Regions from separate parts of the Homo sapiens genome. Here region 1 is linked to region 2. Evidence: chromatin loops called from intact Hi-C (ENCODE). Cell type or tissue: Calu3. All regions are shown on one strand. Links, peaks and the distances in the headings refer to the core of each region. The heading gives the core; the rest is flanking DNA.

Region 1 (8,351 bases), core at 142-8,141, 100 kb before region 2:
TAGCCTACACATGTGTTTTGTTTTTACTGATGGTTGTAACTAGGGACACCTGTAAGACAGAGCCAAAGGGGAAGAATTAAAAATAAATGGAAGAAAAATGTAATAATAAGCTGCATTTCAGAGCTTGATTTGAAGCCTAGTATGTGAGACTTTAAAATTCCCCTTTCCTGGAAAATGTTTTATCATTTAGCTTATGTAATTTAGCATACAGTATGAAGGCTGAAATATAACATTTTTAAAAAGATTCTTTCAGTATTTCCAACGGAAATGTTGAGCTAAGTGTAGAATTTGTGGGATCAGTTAGCTTATAAATAATGATCCTTTATGCTGGCATTGGGAAATCCCTGTTCCCACAGCTAGTTCAATAAAGCAATTAATATCAATAAATGCTGAAGAAAGCAAATCTCTATTCACTTTTGTCTGGATTAGTTAACATGAGAAAAATCCTATCCCTCTCCTGAAGTATTTAACCTTCTCATAGGAAGACATTCTAATGGAAGGTAAATAAAGCATGTTTTGATGTATGTTTCTCTTGTCATACACTGTCTCATTCTTATAAAATGATTCACCTTTCTACTACCCCCAGAAATTTTCAGTGTGGTTTTCTATTTAGACTAGGATCTTGTGGAAACTTGTGTTGTCAATATACTTTATCATTTTTCCAATAAATTAACTCTAAATTTAGCTTCTGTTTAGATGGCTTTCTTCAAAGGCAACATAACTTGCAAAATTCAGATATAATGTTTCTTTTCTACTGCATAATGATTACACATTCCATGCCGAATAGTTCACATGTACTCAGAATTTACAGAGGATATTTGAGAAAAAGCAATTTTTGTGCGACATCACATACTTTAGTGAATCTTTTAGCACAATCTACACAATGAAGAAAGGTTTCATCAAGGCAATGGGTGAGGTTTAATCGATCTCATTGATAGATAAGGATTTAGGCATTCAAACTTTCACAGATCAGCATTCAGTAAACCAATGTCAAGAAACAGCCCTGAACTTTTGCTGCATTTGGCAACATTATTTGAGATTTCACACGCAAGCAATAAAAAGCTTAAAAGATATTATCCTGTAGAGTCCAAAAAATGTGGTAATAAGGTAAGAGTTGAAATGCATTGTTGACATAAGAAACCCCTGGCTCATGCTTGATTTATAACACAGCCAGTTTCATCAGAATTGGCATAAATGAGCTCTTCTGACAGTACGGTGATAACATACTGCAAGAATTGAAGCTGCCAATTCTTACACCTTCATTCTACTAGCAAAGAATTTTAAAACAAAATTTCAATATTGCTACAACAACACTCTTTTGCTGGTTCTCAAAAACTGAAAGACCCATTCTGCCTCCTGCTTATAAATTTGAGAATGGAGAGAAAGCTAACTTTTAATGTACCTAACTAAATGTGTGTGTGTGTGCATGTGTGTGTGTGTATCTGTTAAATTTATATATACCAAAGTTATAAAATTTATGGTGAGTTGCCTAATTACCAAGCTATAATCAAATGATATTTTAATGTTGAAATAAAGTATAAATTTCAAACCAATACCTTAAAATTAAATATAAATTTCAAACCAGTACCTTAAAACATAATTAGAGGCTATTATTATTACTCTCATTACAATAGGTTCTTCTTATTATTTGCCATCTTGTCCGTGGGGCTTGAATAAGAAAGAAGACAACATTTCTTACAGAAATTACATTTAAAAGTTACATTACAGTAAAGCAAGTAACAGCTTTTTCAGAGAAGTAAGTTTATTTTCGTAATGTTAAAAAAGGAACACGTATTGTGGAAGAAGGGGTATCAGGAGAAAATCATTGAATATGGAAAAACGAAAGGACCATAAGCATTTGTTGTTTTTCGACTTCCTCATTAGTGAATTCTTTTAAAGCCTTTGTGTTTAATTCAGTGAAAAATTATACCTTAAAATATTTTATGTATAAATTGAACTATGTTCAAAAGCGGCTAATATTATTAACGGTGTTTATATCAAGGGATAAATAATACATTAAAGTACATTGTGTATTACTTAAGTAAGCTTTTTATATTGAGATAATTGTAGATTTGCATGCAGTTGTGAGAAATAAAAATTCCAGAGTACCATTTACCCAGTTTTCCCTAGTAGTAATAGCTTGCATAACCATAATACAAAATCACCAAGCAGGATGTTTACACTGATACAATGCACTGATCATACTCAATTTTTCCCAGTTTCACTTGTACTCATGTGTGTGTCTGTGTATATGTGTGTGTGTTTAGTTTCATAAAATTTGGTTATATACGTAAGCTTATATACCCACTACCATGGGAAGGATACTGAACAGTTCCCTCACTTCTCTTATCTCTCATGTGGCTCTTTTATAGTAACACCCACCTCCTCTTCCACTCTCCCCCCATCCACACCCTGATAGTCACTAACCTGTCCCCACTTTCTACAATTTTGTCATTTCAAAAATGTTATATTAATGGAATCATACAGTATATAAACTTGATATTGGCTTCTTTTCACTCGACAGAATTCACTGGAGATTTGTCTCTACTTGTGTGATATCCATAGTTTATTTCTTTTTATTGCAAAGTATATTCCATGGTATCAATGTATCACCATTTGTTTAATCATTCATCTACTGAAGGACATCGGGGTTTTGTTTTGTTTCTAGTTTTTGGATATTATGCCAAGTATCTAAAGATGTTCCTGTTGTCTCTGTATCTTTGATTTCTTGTTTGAATCCATTATGTTCAGAGAGCATACTCTGTATGAGTTAATTCTTTTAAATGTGTTAAGGCTTGCTTTATGGCCCAGGACAGGGGTGCTTAAAAAAAGAAAGTATATTCTACTGCTATGGGTTGGCTTATTGTATATATGCCAATGAGATCCTGTTGGCTAATTGCATTGTTTAGATCTATATCCTTGCTGATTTTCTGTGTAGTCATTCTTTCATTTGCTGGGGGGGTGGGGGGAGTTTTAAATTGTTAATTATAATTGATGGTTTCTTTATTTCTCCTTTAAGTTTTATCAGATTTTGTTTCATCTATATCCAGAGTATCTTCTTTGGTGCATATACATTTCAAATCATTATTATGTTTTCCTGGCAGATTGATCTTTTATTATTTCATAATTCCCCTTTTTATCTCTAGTAATTGTCTTTGCTCTGAGGTCTGCTTTATCTGATAATAATACAACCACTCCTGCTTTTTGTTTTGGTAGCATTTACACAGGTATGTCTTTCTCGATCCTTTTATTTTTAACCTACGTATATTGTTAAATTTGAAATACTTTTCTTTTAAATGCCATATAATTGGGTCATATTTTCTTATCAACTATATTGATCTCTACCTTTTAATTGGTGTGTTTAGATTATTTACATTTGTTGTACTTATTGATACATTAGACCTTAAATCTGCCTTTTTATTATCCATTTTCTGTTTGTTGTCTCTATTTCTTGGGTCTCTGTTTTGTTGTTCTTGACTTCCTATAGATTACTTGGATTTTTTATTTTTTAGGTTTACATCTTGATTTATTTTGAGCATATCTCTTTGTTTAGTTTTCACAGTGGTTGCTCTAGTTATTATAATATACATATGTGGCTTATCACAGTCTAATGATATCAACATTTTACCACTTTCAGTGAATTGCAGAAACCTTAACTTCATTTATGTCCTTTTTCCTTTCCTACTTTTAAATATCGTCTTGCATATCAGATAGTGTTATATTTTAATCAATCTTAAAATACGGCTTATAAAACTAATGAGAAGGACAGCCTATTGTATGTACCCATATATGTTTCTGAGTGGAGAAGGGAAATCTCAGGCCTAGTAGGAGAAGGAAAAGGGAACACTCTTGCTGTCAGCCTGGTTCCTGAGTAATTGGCCTTGCTGTGCTGACCTACTTTCCTGAGGTTGTTGAGGTCAGTCCAGAGAAGGAATGCACCCACCTAGGCCACCTTCTGTGGTTAGGTTGATAGTCAGGAAATGCAGGACTGAGTCATCGTCTTCTGTTGGGTGTAGGTCACAAGACACCCTGTCCCTTTTTTTTTTCCTGCAATCCCAGAGTCTCTAACCAGTTTTCCTTCTTTCCACCTTTCACCATTCCCCATTTGATCTCCTACTGCATTATTTCCAGTTTGTCATTGTACTTAGTGGAGAGGAGGAGGGTGATGTAAGTCTACATCATTTTATCCAGATGAGATGTACCACAAAATGTATTTTAGCATATAAAAGACTATTTTTTTTCAGAAGTTGATAAAAACCATATTATAACAGTTTGCTGTGGGAATGGTAGAAATAAAAGAATATGGGGAATAAGAGGTTGGTGAGATAAGAATAGATCTGATGCTGCTGAGTATGCAAAACTTTAATTGAAAACAGTATTTCAGTCACAAGCAGTTTTATACCATAAATAGGAAACAGCCCATACATTATTTACATAAAGGAAAAAGAGGAATCAGAAACTGGATATTTTGACAAGTGTCAAGATAGCAGTAACGTTCTGTTTGTGTTAGTTTCGGTAATTTCCTTAAATCTTTCAAAACATGGTCAGAATAAGCTAATGTGAATTAGCTGCCAATACAATAAAAGCAATTGTTGTCCTCTAATTGTTACTTTTTGTCACAATTTCAAAAGTTTTATTTCTGAACTGATTCATCTGTTCAATAGATGAAGAATAGCATAGACAACTATGAGGAAATGAATAAAATTGGAGAATGTATATTAAGTATACATGAAGACTTAATAAATCTAGAGAAACTGAAACGAATAGGTTAGAAAATTAACAAAACAAAAGAGAAGTCACAAATATACAGTCAGCTATTATATGATAAAGGTGGTACTGCAATTTAATGAAAAAGAATCTTAAATAATGTTGAATCAATTTTATATTCAAATATAAAGAAAAGGAACTTTGACCAGTACTTCACAGCATAGTCAAAGACCAATTCTAGATGACTCATAATCTAAATTTGAAAGTTAATACACCACAGATAACAGTAAAAGGTTTTCATGAACTTGAGACAGGTAAAAATTTCTCAAGCAGAACAAAAAAAGTATTAAGACAAAGATTTGTAATTTCTACTAAATTAAAATTTAAAACTTCTGTTCATCATAAGACAATATTAAGAGTGAAAAGGCAATCCACAGAGTGGGAGAAGAAATTTGCAATGCATATATTTAACAATGGACTCTTATCTAGAATGTATAAAGGACTCTTACAAATTGAGATTAAAAAGACAGACGACCCAATTGAAAAATTGTCAAAAGACTTGAACAACACTTTACAAAAGAGATTGTCAGAATGGTCAATAAGCATATGAAAAGTTCCCCAACTTCATTATTCATCAAGGAAATTAAAATTAAAATCAAAATGAGATTACTACACACCCACCAGAATGACCAAAATGAAAAAAAAAGAAAAGTTGGAAATATCAAATGATGGCAGAAGTGTGTTGCAACTGGAATTTTTATATACTATACCTGGTAGTATAAGTTAGTTCAGTCATTTTGTAAAAATATTTGGTACTACCTGTTAAAAGTGACCATGCACACAATTCTGTAAACCCAGCAATTCCATGCCAGTTAACATATGCACATACATGCACCGAAATACATGCAGCAGAATTCATAGCAGTTTTGTTCATCTCAGACAAAAACAGGAAACAACCAAAATGCCCATCAACAGAAACATAAGCAAACAACCTGTAGTATATTTACATACAGAAATACCATAGAGCTATTTTTTTCAAAAATAATTACTGTCGCATACAACATGTTAGACAAAATGTTGAGCAAAAGAAGTCAGACCATAAAAAGTAAAGTTCGTATAATTCCATTTGTTTGAAAAAAGCAAAATATACAACAGTTTCTATAACAAAATTCAGAATATTAGTTTAAGTTTGGGTATTTAGTTTCTGAGAATGAACATGATGGAGGCTTCTGAGTACTTCACTGTGTAAGATTTATTAAGCTAGACATTTAAGATTTATGTATTTTAGTGGTATTTATACAATGGCCAATTAAAATATTGGTAGTCAAAATGGACCTACTTTTACTCAAAACCTATATCACAACTACTTGCTAATGACAAGAAAATGTGTAGAGAAAAGAGCCAGTAATATTTTTGAAGTATTATGTTATCCATACCCTTTATCAAAAATACACAACTGAGAAAAATACAGGTGATTAGAAATCAGGCAATTAGAAATGTCTCAAGAATCTTCTGTATACTGACTATAAAATGTAGTGCATCACTTAACAATTTGGCATCAATTTTCTCATCTGTAAAATGTAAATTAAAATACCAGCTTCAATAGAAATCATATCAGTGGTAGTATTTGAAGTTGACATGGAAAGTGTTACAACATTTAAAACAAATACAATTTAAGGTAGTTAATTAATGTTATTGAAACAATATCATGATGTGCTTGGGCATAAATAAAATAGTAAGAAGAATTTCAGTTTTGTTGAAGAAGATACTTAGAAAGCAAAATGGAGAAGGTAAAATTGACCAGTCTTTTGAGAGATTTCAATTCAGTTTATACAATTGAGTATAGGGCATTTCCACTTAAAGGCTGACTCCATAGTCCTGCTAAACCCATTTTATCTAAAACTGATCTCTTTGTACACAATTTGGGCTGCCTGCTTCTGGTTCCTCTTATACGTATTCCAGTGAATGTCTGTATCCCCAGACGTTCTATCTTCTAACCTCTGTATCATTCTTATCTCTTCCCTCATCCTTTACCACCGCAGCCCTACAGGTTCTTCTCACTTGCTGCTCAGAAAAGTCAATACATTGAGAACAGCAGGAGGTGAACCAGAAAAAAAAGAGTTTAATGGTCATAGGGCCAGCCAAGCAAGGAGACAGGAGATATTTCTCTAATCTGCCTCTCTGAGAATTCAGAGGCTAGGGTTTTAAAGTGTACTTTGGTGGGGAGGGGGCTGGGGAACTGAAACAATGGGTTGGCTGGGAATGAAATCACAAGGATGACAAAGCTGCTGGTGAGTCCGTACCCAGCTGAGGGTGCAGGACCAGTTGAGTCAGTCCTTAGTATGGAACACAGGTTCAAGTGGCATCTCTCAGTCTATCAAAATGCTACATCTGAAAAATATCTCAAAGATTAATCCTTTAGGTCTCATAATAGTGATGTTATCTATAGGAGCAGTTGGGGGAGTTATACATCTTGTAACCTCAGTTACATGACTCTGGGACACTAAACAAGCTAAGCAGGCAATGGATGGCTATCATTTAACCATACCTATTCCTTAGCAAAGTTCAGGCCCCTACCATGATTCTAAACTTGTGGCCTTTTACTACTTTTTACAAATATAGTTTTTATCTTTCAACAAGGAGGAAATCAGCTCAAGAAAAGGACTATGATGGCCTCCACACAATAATGAGCAAAAGCAATTTAGCCTGGTAGGTGCAAGATGGAGTCAGTTATGTCAAATTTCTTTTACTACTATAATTTTTGAAAGGCAGTTTCATTATCTCTCTTCAAACCACCACAAATCATTTTCATCTTACCTCCTAATCTGTTACATCATCTACTTTTTTTCTCTATCCTGTCATTACCTAATTAAGACCACTCTCATGTCTCATCAAAATTGATATAATAAAATCAAAAACAAGTTAGTTACTTCCTAAATACAATGCAGGTACAGACATTGCGTAAATACACTCATTCAAAAAGGAAGAAATTGGCCAAAACAAAGGAGCTACAGTCTCCATGCAAGTCAAAAATCCGGTGGGGCAGTCAAATCTTAAACTTCCAAAATGATCTCCTTTGACTCCATATCTCACTTCCAGGTGGCACTGATGCAAGAGGTGGGTTTCCATGGTCTTGGGCAGCTCCACCCCTGTGGCTTTGCAGGGTACAGCCCTTCTCCTAGCTGCTTTCATGGGCTGGCATTGAGTGTCTGTGGCTTTTCTAGGTGCACAGTGCAAGCTGTCATTGGATCTACCATTTTGGGGTCTGGAGGACAGTGGCCTTCTTCTCTCAGTTCCACTAGGTAGTGCCCCAGGGGGACTTGGTGTGGGGGTTTCAACCCCACATTTCCCTTCTGCACTGCCCTAACAGAGGTTCTCCATGAGGGCCCTGCCCCTGCAGCAAACTTCTGCCTGGACATCCAGACATTTCCATACATCCTCTGAAATCTAGGTGGAGGTTTCCCAACCTTGATTATTGACTTCTGTGCACCCACAAGCCCAACACCACATGGAAGCTGCCAAGATTTGGGGCTTGCACCCTCTGAAACCACAGCTGAGCTGTATCTTGGACCATTTTAGCCATGGCTAGAGTGGCTGGGACTTACGGCACCAAGTCCCTTGGCTGCACACAGCAGAGGGGCCCT
Region 2 (8,351 bases), core at 242-8,241:
TCAGGTTACTAAATAATAAATAGCAAAAATAATCGTAATAACTGTGGTTCTATCATTAAGGTGCATTGATTTTCTCATAGCATATGTTACACAACATATAATTATTTTAAACCCAACTATAAGACTATTCAATTTTATTAAAAGTTGTTTTCTCAAATAAATCCAACTATTTCAAATTCAAGACAGATATTTGTGTAAATTGAAAAAACTGAATCAAATTTTCATTTAGATTACATGTAGTCTAAGGAGGAAAAGACAAGCTTAAATTTATGAATTTTGTGACGATACAGATGTTTCAAAATAATTTACTTTAGTCATTCTTATGTATTTTTGGTTTCCATATTAGAGTTGATGATATAGGAATGATTTCTGTATACTCCCATAAGCTAACGCCAACGTCTTCCGTTACAGTCTTAATATACTGAAAGAATAATGGACGGAATCATTAATGACTTCTAAGGCAATAACTAACCTAGACCAACAAAGAACCTCCTAGTAGAAGTTTTAGGGGGCCTACTTTAGTGATTGGATAAGCATAGTTTATAATAAACATACTGATATAAGATAAATAGGTGCTTTTAGAGGTTTCCCAGCCACAGCACTAATGGCTTTTTGGGTTGAATAATACTTTGGTGTCGGCGGGTTATCCTGTGTATTATAGGACGTTTAGCAGCATCTCTGGCTTCTACCTACTGGATGCCAGTAGCACCCCCCAAAAAATACAATACTTGTGAAAACCAAAAAAATGTTTCCAGCACTTTCAAATGTCCCCTTCCGGCAAAATTACCCCCATCTTCTAGTACAGAAATACTGTTCTAGAAGATGCTTGAAAATAGCTTTCATTCTGCATTGAATATTTTAATGCTCCCCAATGTAATATTTACTTTATTAATTGACTCAGAAAGCACACTCCTTCCTAATACATATGAAACCCACTTAGCCCAGACTCTGAGTGGATTATCTCAAATTCCAAATTTTTATCATCTAAATTAATTTATTTTATTGTATAAGCCCAATAAACATTGCATTAACAGGAGGTTCAGATAAGTTTATAATACTTTTTAGGCCTCTATCAATCAGCTCCAATTAGTACCTCTTAGTCTAAACAAAGCTTTGGGAACCATGTTATAATTTGTATAACAAATAAATATGAAGCAAAATATTAATTCGGCTGTAGTTTAGCATGTTTATCCACTGGTCAGTCTTGACTATTATCAGATATAGTAATTGACTAGCTTGTGTAGCTATAATTTTTCCAACAAAAACTAAAACAGTTATTGTTAAGGGAATATATTTAACAAGAGTGTGCTGGGAGTTCAATGAAATAATGTGTCATTTCTACTATAATCAGCCAAGTGTTTGGAAGAAATCATGAGAATGTGAATGAAATTAGGAGAGAAGTTGGGAAGAGTAATGGATTGGCCATGCGAACCACAGAAATTGTTGCTATTCTCTGCTTCCCTTCTTTTTCTTATATCCAAAACAAGAGCCTGAGCTCATTTCTCTATTTCCCAGCTGTAATTACTTCATCCTGTTCCCTGAATATCTTCACTGACCCTCTATCTTTTCAAGTAACTCGAATCTTTTGTCTTAACTCTAAATGCCCATATAGGCTATTTGCCAAGAAATCTTTACATACATATACTAGCTTTCTCAACCTCTGTATTGAGACCCATTTCTAGCTTCCCTCTTGTTAACCTTAGCATTTTCAGCACTCAATTTTCAAAACCAAAGAGCTGCTTGCTTATTTACCAGATGAGCTTTTTGACTTTAAAACAATAACTAAAAAGACTTGAAACCATCTTTCTCAGTTCAAGTCTTTCAAAAGTCATGGGGCAATAGGACTGAAATAGACTCTAGGGATCATCTGCTACAACTTGCCGCCAAATACGAGATTTAAGCAGGAGGCTCAAAGTCAAACACACCTGGGATCAAATTCTACCTTGATTTTGTATCATAGAAATGACATGAAATAGGTTCTTAAGTTTGCTGAGTCTCAATATAACTTTTTAAGATGGGAATAGGAGTACCTACTTTACAAGAACTTATGAGATGTTTTTGAATTTTCTGACACACAGCTCTTAATAAATAAATAATTCAAAAATACATACTACCACATGTCTATTAATTAAATTTCCTATGTTTCTGATGGAAGAATATAGCTATTAGATACAATATTATATTTATATAGTGTCTACACAAAACTGACATTTAAAAACAACATTTTGTTCATAAAACACCTTACACTGAATGGCACTACAATTTTTTTTTTTTTTTTTTTTTTTTGAGACGGAGCCTTGCTCTGTTGCCCAGGCTGGAGTGCAGTGGCGCAATCTCGGCTCACTGCAAGCTCCGCCTCCTGGGTTCACGCCATTCTCCTGCCTCAGCCTCCCGAGTAGCAGGGACTACAGGCTCCCGCCACCGTGCCTGGCTAATTTTTTTCGTATTTTTAGTACAGACGGGGTTTCACCATGTTAGCCAGGGTGGTCTCCATCTCCTGACCTCGTGATCCTCCCGCCTCGGCCTCCCAAAGTACTGGGATTACAGGCATGAGCCACCGCACCTGGCCAGCACTACAGTTATTAAAACCAATAGTATTGACATAAAACCACTCTTGAATTTAGGTGGAAGATCCTCTAATATATACTTAAGATTAAATTTTTAATTAATTATAAATGGAGTTTTTAAAGGTATGATACAAAGACTCATTTTATCTCCACACTAATAATTCAAATAATGCAAATAATTCACAGTAACCCAACTCTTAATGTCTCATGTCTGCACTCTTAAGCAAAGCATGGTGGTCAATTGAAGTTTCTGGTGATTCCATAGTTCAGATATAGCTTACTGATCTGGATTTTAAAAGGAACCTTTTTAAAATTGTATGCCCCCTAGGGTATATTAAAATAACATTCTCCTTTGTTGAGGTTACAGTTATTAAGAAAAGTTTCCTACGAACCTTGGGAGTAAAAATAACTTTTCAAGCCAGTATTTTCTTTTAAAGTAATTGACCTCCTCATGTCTTAAATTATCTACAATGATACAGTATAAGCTTTGCTTGTTGCTTCAACTGACCTTATCTATTTTTCAATTAACTTTAATTCAACTTGCAAGGATATGTGATTGAGCCATGTACACAGTGAGGAGGAAAATAAATTCAACTTCAAAATAAAGTAGAGATTGTTTTGTTTCTCCAGTCCTTAATCTGGAGCAAAGATGTGTAAACTGAGGTACAAGGTCTACTAAAGGAAATACTTGAAATATTACATTTATATATGTGAATTTTTTTCTTCCCCTAAAGAACTCCCCATAGTTTTCAACAATTCTCAAAGGAGGAGTCATGAAAAAGAATGAGGTTAGAAGTCATTACTCTCAATCAGGAATGCTCTCTAAAGAGAGCTAAAGATAGAAAGTGGTTCATAGTTCTATCCATATTTCTGGGTAAGATTATAAAGCAGATTTCTTAAGAATTCAACCAAAGTGGTGGAGCATTTTTGTCCATAGGTGGAGATTGTGACGATTAGTTTAATGTGTCAACTTGGCTAGGCTATAACACCCAGTGACTTAATCAAACACTAAGCTAGTGTTGCTGTGAAGATATTTTGTAGGTATAGTTAATATCTACTATCAATTTATTTAAATAAAGGAGATTACTGTACACAATATGGGGTAGACTCATCCAGTTAGTTGAAGCTTAAGAGCAAAAATCAAGGTTTCCTAGAGAAGAGGAAATTCTGCCTCAAGACTGCAACATGAACTCTTGCCTGACTTGCCACCCCACAATCATATCAGTCAATTACTTAAAAATCCATCTCTATCTCCATATATATATACATACACACATATATATACACATATATCTATGTATGTATATATTATATATGTATGTGTGTGTGTGTGTGTGTGTGTGTGTAATTTTGACTGATATCACTGGTATAGGGGCCAAGATTACAAATGGAAATAGTAATGGAAAGGATCAATACATTCGATGAGATATTTCATTCAAAATTCTAGCAATGCTGTGGTCTTAAAAAAAAATAAAAATAAAAGGTGGGTAGCATGGTGCCGAATTGAGAAGTTTCCCGTGAACAGGCATTCAGAAGTAGTTCTCGATGCCATACTTGACTACAACCAAAGGGACCACCAGCTACTGAGAAAACATCAGAGTCCCAGCTGAGAAAATCACCACATCAGAGAGCATCTAGGCAGCAGGGATAACAGGGAAAGACAACTTCTGAGTGTCAGAGTCTGGAGGATTCCTACCTTGGCTGTGGTGACTCTGCGGGATCCAGGACTGTGCTCACCACTGTTCTCCAATCATTGTGGGACACTGTAGTGCCCTCTGTGGCTCAATGAACACTGTACATCTAATATAGCTCAATATGCTATTTTTTCATAATTCTGAAATATTTTATCAGCAAGTTTGACAATTCTGAAAGAGTCTTTTTCTCTTTTTATTTGTGTGGCAGAAAGGAACCAATCAAGTTAAATTTGTACAAGATAAGGAGAGGGATACAGCAGTATGTTTCCAACTGTAAAACAAAAGAACTCACTATGTTGTACAGCCAGTTAGTGCATGTTCTCGGTACCTGGCTCATAAGCGATGCTCCAGACAATGATACAACTGACAGTGACCACAAAGCAAGTCTTGGAAGAATCCATTGTATTTGAACCACAGCCTTGCTTTCTTTTCTTCAAAGCACCTTTATTTTGTAACTCTTTTCTGAATTAACATCATCCTGGAAGTCCCGTTAAGAAAGTCCAGTTGAAAAGATGCCAAAAAGCAGCCATGACCATTTCTTCATGTCAAGCACAAGCCAGAAGTAAAACTCAGTGTGTTACTTGAATTCGTTTTGTTTGATGTTTGGGATATGACTTGATTTTTCATTTATTTTTATAAACTAAAATTTTGTTTCTTAAGTCAAACACAGGAGGGGTACAAAGAGGTCACTACAGGGGAAAGTATTTTTTCCAAAGCTGTCATTGATGATTTTGTATTTATTCACCATGGGAGGGCTTTAATAACTGCATTGCTTTGTTGATTGCACTGGTCTTTCTTCTGAATACCTAGGCAAGGCTCTTTCATCTTACTCACACATTGCTCAATGTTGGATCAATGCCAAATTCCCCACCTTCATGAATGATTAACTCATGTAGCCTGTTGCTAATAATGTGTGCACTTGATGGCAGATGATATTTATTTTGGACAGAGTGAATGCAGACCTTGGATGTTTGATCAGGACGTGGTGGCACATAGTGTGTGTGGCCACACTTTCCAGGGAAAAGAACACAGTCCAAATCTTCAGGTTGCCCCCCATCTTCCCTTTGCACTGTCACAGGAAGGGAGTTTTCAATTCACTTTATCATTCACAAGTTACCAACTCAGCCTTGTCATTGTGATTCGTCACACTTACACTATATCCTTTTATGTGCTGTATCTCACTGATGTCTCCACACACCAGGCTGGTGCCACAGGGTATACGTCTACAACAAAGATCTCAAACATAGTTTAAAAGGAAACACCATAAAAGAGAAAAATAACGGTCACAGTTGCTACTAGAGGCTGGTTCCCACAAACCCAGCAGGTTTTCCAACTTCAACCACAGCTGAATTACAACGACAGCTATCAACTCAGCAGCTTTGGGTCTGATTTTGAGTAGTCCCACTATGGCATTATCTTTTCTTCTTCTTCTTCTTTTATAGTAATGCCCTCCTACCTAACCTTCTAAACTAAGAGGTAGAAAGAACAAAGTTCCTTTTTCTTCCTTTAGCTCGCTGGCGGAATCTATGAAGAGCAGATGGAGCAGCCTACCTGACTGCCAAAAAGAGCGATGATTCTGTCCTCAGCCATGACGTGGAGCCACACTACCCATCTGGCAGATTCACATAACTCAGCATTGATAACTCCATTCTGATCAAGTCTGGCCATACCCGAGCTGCATGATTCTTCAGTGTGCCCTGCATGCGACTCACCTCGGGAACATGTTAGAAACTCACATACCTGGAAGACCACCCCTGGAGACTCACAGTCAGTAGGTGTGGTGTGGGTTGGAAGAGTCTATATTTAACAAGCATTTGAGATGATACTGATTCACTGCCAAGTTTGCCAATTCCTTGTTTATATTACAGATTTATTTTTTTTAGGATGTATAACCCTGTAAATATACAGGTACAATAAAATCAAGTGACAGCCTCAGTTGGGGAGTGGAAGGAGGAGAAAGGGATACTATCACATACAGAGCGTTGAAAATGTGCTAAGAAAATTACATTTAATTCTCACAAAATGCTTAGATGTGGACTTTATTACTCCATTTAATGATGGGGACAAAAAGAAATTTGCTGCCACTATTTTCTCTGCTCAGATTAAAAGTCAGATGAGTTTTTAAAGGCTGTCCTCTGATTTTCCTTTTCTTTCTTTTTTCTTCTCTTTCTTTCTTTCTTTCTTTCTTCTTTCGTTTCTCCCCCTGTCTCTCTCTTTCTTTCTTTTACTTTTTCTTCTTTTTGTTTTGATTTTTTTTGAGACAGGGTCTCACTCTGTTGCCCAGGCTGGAGTGCAGTGGTGCAATCATGGCTCACTGCAACCTCCACCTCCTGGGCTCAAGCAATCTTCACACCTCAGCTTCATGAGGAGCTGGGACTATAGGGTCATGCCATCATGCCACCATGCCTGGCTAATTTTTGTATTCTTTGTAGAGACAAGGTCTCACTATGTTGCATAGTCTGTCGTTGAACTCCTGGGCTCAATGAATTCACCTGCCTTGGTCTCCCAAAGTGCTGGAATTGCAGGTGTGAGCTACCACTCCAAACCTTATTTTTTCTTATTATGCCCACTTGACTGTAAAATTCAAACAGCAGAGTGGTGTGGCATCCATAGTCATTGGGTATGTGTGTGTGTGTGTGCATGCACATGTGTGTGTTTTCTGGAGAAATGATTTATTACATGTGTATTATTACTTTCCTATCAGTGACATAACAAATTACTGCAAACTTTGAAGCTTAACACAACAGATTGAATTTTTCACAGTTCTTGTAGCTCAGAAGCCTGAATGGGCTCCACTGATTCTTTTGTTTCCGATCTCACCAGGTGGAAGATAAGGTGTCAGCCAGCCTGGTCTTTTATCTGGAGGCTGTTGGGGAGGAGGTAGAGAAATCTGCTTATAAGTAGAACCCAATATCTAGTGGCTGGGAGGCTGCAGTCCCTATTTCCTGGCTAGCTATGCTCTACCAGCATCTCTCAGCTCCTTAAAGCCACCTGTGTTCCTTGTCATGCTGTCCTTTCCATCCCAAGACAGCAAAGGTGAGTCATAAATGTTTTGAGTCTCTGACTTTCTGTTCTGCCATATCTTTTGTCTCCAGCCAAAGAAAGTTCTTTGCTTTTAGGGGCTCATGTGATTAAATTGGGCCTACATTGGAAAATATTCCTATCTTAAGGTCAGCAGATTAGTAACTGTAATTACTTCTGCAAAATCCATTTTTTCCATATAGTGTGACATAACCAGGAGAGAAAAGATCTTGGGGACAAAAGTTCTGCCTTCAATAATATCAAATGAAAACTTTTCGCCTCAAGACTCCCTTCTACTCTCTTGCACTGATAATTTTAAGAAACAAAATCAGTGCCCTAAATACAGTATTCCACCCTTATCAGCAGTTTCTCTTTCCAGGGTTCCAGTTATCCGCAACCTACTAATATCTGAAAATATTAAATAGAAAATCTCAGAAATAAACAATTCATAAGTTTTAAATTGCACATTGTCCTGAATAGTATAATAATATCTCATATCGTCTCGCTCCATCTTGCCCAGGATGTGAATCATCCTCCTGTCCAATGTATTCAAGGTGTCTATGCTCCTAGCCCCTTAATCACTTAGTCAGTGACTCAGCGATCAGGCTGATCTTAATGGTATCTTGATGCTTGAGTTCTGCTAACCTTTATTTTACCTTTTTTTACAGCATATTGTTATAATTGTTCTATTTTATTACAGTTATTGTTGTTAATCTCTTATTGTGCCTAATTTATAAATTAAGTAGATATCTTTATCATAGATATGAATGCATAGGACAAACACACAGTATATGTAGTGTTCTGTACTAGCTACTAAATTCGAGCATCTACTGTGGGGTCTTGGAATATATTCCCCTTGGATAAGGAGGGACTACTATATGTAAAGAGCAAGTAAATGGGCTTTTCTGGTGCTGGGCTCATATTAGGTGTTTGAATAAATATACATTTTAATTGAACAAATAGTACATATTAACTTAGGAAGGGAGAGTGGGTTGAAAAGTAAAAAGATTCAAGTACTAGAGCTCTCACACAGCTAGTTCTCTCATTTGTCCTTGATCACTATGTTTAT

What was found. Hi-C counts contacts between places; a loop is a spot of excess contacts. Peaks named below come from ENCODE experiments on the same cell type or tissue, not always from the same donor. Only the 100,000 strongest peaks of a DNase experiment are listed, where the experiment ranks them.
Region 1: it touches region 2 in a loop (3-fold over the local background); 2 of 110 quality-filtered maps call a loop at or near these places.

What each region holds. Positions count from the first base shown.
Region 1 is chr2:145,902,164-145,910,514 of GRCh38, reverse strand. No RefSeq gene overlaps it. Among named protein-coding and RNA genes, the nearest start is that of LINC01911, 930 kb to the left of the region's middle. In Calu3, for the core only: no CTCF peak of the experiment used is centred there; a DNase peak (open chromatin) is centred at 3,954.
Region 2 is chr2:145,797,385-145,805,735 of GRCh38, reverse strand. No RefSeq gene overlaps it. Among named protein-coding and RNA genes, the nearest start is that of LINC01966, 920 kb to the right of the region's middle. RefSeq lists an enhancer at 4,805-6,004. In Calu3, for the core only: no CTCF peak of the experiment used is centred there; a DNase peak (open chromatin) is centred at 5,135.